Regions from separate parts of the Homo sapiens genome. Here region 1 is linked to region 2. The links are chromatin contacts, found by Hi-C in ENCODE. All regions are on one chromosome and are shown on one strand. The core of a region is the stretch at or near the end of the contact, and the rest is flanking DNA. Distances in the headings are between cores, read along the strand shown.

Evidence for each region. Hi-C counts contacts between places; a loop is a spot of excess contacts on that map. Pooled maps may share reads with other maps.
Region 1: a loop to region 2 is called in a pooled map, with 5 times the contacts of the local background. The contact joins two enhancer-like sites. A Hi-C loop is called at or near these places in 3 of 50 pooled maps.

Annotation. Positions count from the first base shown.
Region 1 is chr14:52,326,988-52,329,687 of GRCh38, forward strand. It overlaps PTGER2 (prostaglandin E receptor 2), which reads left to right. Exons shown (of 2, transcript NM_000956.4): 2 at 234-1,611. The coding sequence ends at 467. Among named protein-coding and RNA genes, the nearest start is that of PTGER2, 14 kb to the left of the region's middle. Within about 2 kb of position 1,449, at least 3 of the 41 ENCODE cell types and tissues checked have a DNase peak (open chromatin) inside an H3K27ac peak, as active enhancers do.
Region 2 is chr14:52,022,519-52,025,218 of GRCh38, forward strand. The region is part of intron 12 of NID2 (nidogen 2); the gene reads right to left. Among named protein-coding and RNA genes, the nearest start is that of RTRAF, 34 kb to the left of the region's middle. Within about 2 kb of position 1,258, at least 3 of the 41 ENCODE cell types and tissues checked have a DNase peak (open chromatin) inside an H3K27ac peak, as active enhancers do.

The DNA.
Region 1 (2,700 bases), core at 199-2,698, 300 kb after region 2:
GCATTCCACAGAAAACATGCTTTCATTGAGTTCAAGGGGAAAAAATACATTCATTATGTTACAGTTTACATAAGGAAGAAAGGTAAGATTCCCAACCCCCACCTTTCGTTCCCCACCACTACCACAGACAAAACATGGTTTTGCTTTTAAATCTCAAGACATAACATAGGGTCTAAGCCTGTCTACTGCTACGATGTAAAACTAACATCATTTTTCCCCTTTGCTTCTTACAGATTTTTGCATATATGAATGAAACCTCTTCCCGAAAGGAAAAATGGGACCTCCAAGCTCTTAGGTTTTTATCAATTAATTCAATAATTGACCCTTGGGTCTTTGCCATCCTTAGGCCTCCTGTTCTGAGACTAATGCGTTCAGTCCTCTGTTGTCGGATTTCATTAAGAACACAAGATGCAACACAAACTTCCTGTTCTACACAGTCAGATGCCAGTAAACAGGCTGACCTTTGAGGTCAGTAGTTTAAAAGTTCTTAGTTATATAGCATCTGGAAGATCATTTTGAAATTGTTCCTTGGAGAAATGAAAACAGTGTGTAAACAAAATGAAGCTGCCCTAATAAAAAGGAGTATACAAACATTTAAGCTGTGGTCAAGGCTACAGATGTGCTGACAAGGCACTTCATGTAAAGTGTCAGAAGGAGCTACAAAACCTACCCTCAGTGAGCATGGTACTTGGCCTTTGGAGGAACAATCGGCTGCATTGAAGATCCAGCTGCCTATTGATTTAAGCTTTCCTGTTGAATGACAAAGTATGTGGTTTTGTAATTTGTTTGAAACCCCAAACAGTGACTGTACTTTCTATTTTAATCTTGCTACTACCGTTATACACATATAGTGTACAGCCAGACCAGATTAAACTTCATATGTAATCTCTAGGAAGTCAATATGTGGAAGCAACCAAGCCTGCTGTCTTGTGATCACTTAGCGAACCCTTTATTTGAACAATGAAGTTGAAAATCATAGGCACCTTTTACTGTGATGTTTGTGTATGTGGGAGTACTCTCATCACTACAGTATTACTCTTACAAGAGTGGACTCAGTGGGTTAACATCAGTTTTGTTTACTCATCCTCCAGGAACTGCAGGTCAAGTTGTCAGGTTATTTATTTTATAATGTCCATATGCTAATAGTGATCAAGAAGACTTTAGGAATGGTTCTCTCAACAAGAAATAATAGAAATGTCTCAAGGCAGTTAATTCTCATTAATACTCTTTATTTATCCTATTTCTGGGGGAGGATGTACGTGGCCATGTATGAAGCCAAATATTAGGCTTAAAAACTGAAAAATCTGGTTCATTCTTCAGATATACTGGAACCCTTTTAAAGTTGATATTGGGGCCATGAGTAAAATAGATTTTATAAGATGACTGTGTTGTACCAAAATTCATCTGTCTATATTTTATTTAGGGAACATGGTTTGACTCATCTTATATGGGAAACCATGTAGCAGTGAGTCATATCTTAATATATTTCTAAATGTTTGGCATGTAAATGTAAACTCAGCATCAAAATATTTCAGTGAATTTGCACTGTTTAATCATAGTTACTGTGTAAACTCATCTGAAATGTTACAAAAATAAACTATAAAACAAAAATTTGAAAATGGAGTAGTATTTTATGAACTCCCTCAAATAACATTTTGTGATTAATATAAACATAGTATCTTTTAAATGAGTTCAAAGTGGAAAAATTATATTTAATTTGGCAGATTCGTAAAGTGTGGTTGCCAGGTTTTAAAGTGAGGTTGCAAATTAGAGTTTAAAATATTCATTATAATACTTGGTATTAGAAGATATTTTTTTCCTCCAGTTTTTACCCTTCCAGTATGATCTTTAAAATAGTAGAATCATCTTATTTTTTTCATAGTGATATTATTGGATAGCCACTCCTTAAAAAAAAAAAAGAGATGCTTGTTTTCTCCAAAGTCTCATTGAGTTGTTTATCCAAAGCTATTTCCTTTAAGCAGTTATCAAACTAGCTGATCACTTAGAATGATTTCAAACCAATCTAGGCATCAGTGTATTTTGATACAAACAATCTACGTCAAATCAGCTCTTAAGAAGAATAAATAAGTGGTTTGCTTTTCTACAAATTTAAACAAGCCAGGCAAAATTTAACTTAACTAAAATCTAGACATGTAAATAAATCTTCCCTGTCCACCAGGCATTCTAAAGTTAAGAAATTATTCTAAATGGGACTAATTAGGCCCATGGGTAATTCCTAAACATAAAATTCTGAAGTTGCTTTGAACTAGAAGATTAATTACTTTTATCAGATGACTTGTTTTTCTCCAGATGAAAATGTCAACTACAATTTTTCACCCCACCTTACTGCCCCCCTAAAATCCCAGAATAATGCCTGAGAACTGAAAACAAAAACACAAAATTGGACATAATATCACTAGCAGGAACAAAATGATTTGCTCTGGAGCCCAAAGTATAAGAATTTAAGCCACTTATTTAAGCACTGGTATATTTCTAGAACTCTGTTTCCTCATGTACTCCTGTTCCATGTACTGTGCTGAACGACTAAATCCTGGTATTTCATTTATACCAATATATATGTAGAAGGAGTTGAAAGTAAAAATACTCTGTAATAGTCATTACCTCCTATTAATGGCAATTTAAAGGTAGCTTAGAAAAAAATTACTAAAATTAGATATGTAAATATTCCCTTTCTAAAAA
Region 2 (2,700 bases), core at 8-2,507:
TTGGAGAAGGAGAAGGAGGCCACTGCTTATGCTTAGTCATTACTAGCAGGGGCCTGTAGGGACTGCTATAAAGACAAAAACGTTCAAGAAGTCGTAGAGCCCCTTTATCACTCAGGTAATGAGAGGTAGCTTAATCTCAGTGCAATCCTACACTCTATTAAGCTAGTAAAGAACCTGTTTGGAAAATGTGTTAAAAATCCTTCGAGTTCATGCTTTCGTGCTTCAACATCCTTCTCACTGCCCAAGTACTGAGCAAAACCAGCAGGAACTGTTGGATGATAAACCTAACCCCTGGCCTCGAGTTCCCCCAGGCTCCCGCCCCTTCACCACTGCCCACTTGCCTTTGAGCCCAGTGAAATTTCTTGGCATCAATTAACCTCAAACCCATCCCAGATCCCAATAAAGGATTCAACCCACAGGTCCCACTCTCTCTCTACTGCACAATCTGTTCAATTGGGCACCCTGCTGATTGTACCCCTGTATGGCATGTGGTGAACCCACTCCAGACCTGTAAGTGTAATAAACTACTTCCTTTCAAGCTTCATCCTTGCCTCCTCCTATAACCACACTGATTTTACCATACCATACCCAACATCTACCTACATTCTTGGAACAGGAAACCTGGCCAGGCACATAATGGAGATCATGCTTTCGTTATCAAAGAAGAGAGAAGCTAGGCCGGGTGTGGTGGCTGACGCCTGTAATCCCAGCACTTTGGGAGGCTGAGGGGGGTAGATCGATTGAGCTCAGGAGTTTGAGACAAGCCTGGGCAACATGATGAAACCCCATCTCTACAAGAGATACCAAAATTAGCTGGGCATGCTACTTGGGGGGGCTGAGATGTGAGGATCACTTGAGCCTGGAAGGCTGAGGCTGCAGTGAGCTGTAATCACACCACTGCCCTCCAGCCTGGGTGATAAAGTAAGACCCTGCCTAAAAAAATAAATAAATAAATAAAAATTAAAAAAAAATAAGAAAAGAAAAAACGCCAGGAAACCCAAGAAAGAATAATGTCAGTATCTTCCCTCAGGCCCCTGAGTAATGATGGCTCTGGGTAATGGGCCATCTGTAACCCAGCTTCCTCCACTCACACTTGCTCCTCCTGGGAAGGTCCCAACTCAAGACAATCTGCTTTTGCACCTGGCCAAGTCACAACAATCCAAAAGGACAAACATGTCTGAGAAATATCCAGCTCACACCAACACAAGTTTGAAATCACTCCAGATTGAGGGAAGCTGCAGAGGATTTAACTCTACTTGGATAAAAGCCTCCTGGCTAGTGACTCAGACCAGACTGAGAACCCAAATCCAAGTGCAGCCTCTCCAGGGAGCCGGTTTTTTTAACAAACTATGGCTGGAGAAAAACTCCCACACCCCCTTATTGTTAGTTTGATGGAGTAAAAGAGCATGTGCTTTAACAATGCATAGCACCCACAAAATACAGCCTCTGTTCTTTGGTCACTGAGACACATGTACCCTATGGAATGCCTTTAAATATGCACACATACACATATATTTCAATATTTATTCTTCAAGTTACTTTCATGATTAGCCTAGCCTGATTTATGCATGGGTCTTTAGGAAAATGACCATTCATTCTCTACTACTCCACAATCTGAAAGTTTAGAAGACAACTACATGGTAAGTGGCTGTGGTAGGCAGCCTCTAAGATGGCCCCCAACAGTCCCTACCTAGTGGTATTCATGGTCTTGTGTAATCCCCACCCTTTCAGTAACTTGCTTTTAATTAATAAAGCAACATTGAAGGGATGTCATTTTTGTGATTATGACTTCCATCTTGCTAGCAGACTTTCTCTGGCATTAATAAAGTAAGCTGTAGTGTTAGAGAGGCCCAAGTGGCAAGAAACTGAAGGCAGCCAACAACCAGCAAGGAACCAAGGCTTTCAATCCAATGGTCCTCAAAGAACCGAATCCTGCCCATAACCACGAGTGGATCTTTCCCCAGTTAAGCCTTCAGATGAGACCACTGACCCACCAGACACTTTGACTGTGGCCTTGTGAGAGATCCTAAAGCACAGGACCCAGCTGAGCCATTCCCAGGTCCCTGGACCACTGATATTAAATGTCTATTGCTTGAAGCTGCTACATTTTAGGGTAATTTATTATACAGCAATAGATAACCAATACACTGGGGGAAGCACCTGATGGGTTTGGCATATTTTTAGTTTGTAGGCTTTGGAAAGAATCCTAAAAGCAGAGAACCAGAAATAAAATAGGGACAATTGAAAATGACAAAAATAGGGCAAATTAAAAAATGACAATACTTAAATTCCCAATATGGAAAAGTAGTCAATTTCAGAGCCCTAACATGACCCCAGAAGGTAATCAAAGTCTTGCAGGACAAGTAGAAGAAAAAAGGAGGGAGAGAATCATTGTAGAAGTGATCAAAGCATGCAGCATCTAATCTAAATTAATATTCTGATTAACACTCATCATATCTAGGCTGAAATTAATTTCAACTTCTTTGCTTTAAACCAGAGAGCTAAGGAACTAAATATTTTAAAAGCACCATCTCTGCTGATCTGAGCAGCCAGATGTTTAAATAAATTCTACAGACAAGATTTTTCTCAGTGGATTCACATTTCTTAGAGCTGGTACTAGGGTTAAACCAAACAAACGATGTGTTCCACACGAAGGAAAAGCATCATTCCCACTGTCAGGCTTTGGCACCTCACCCTGAA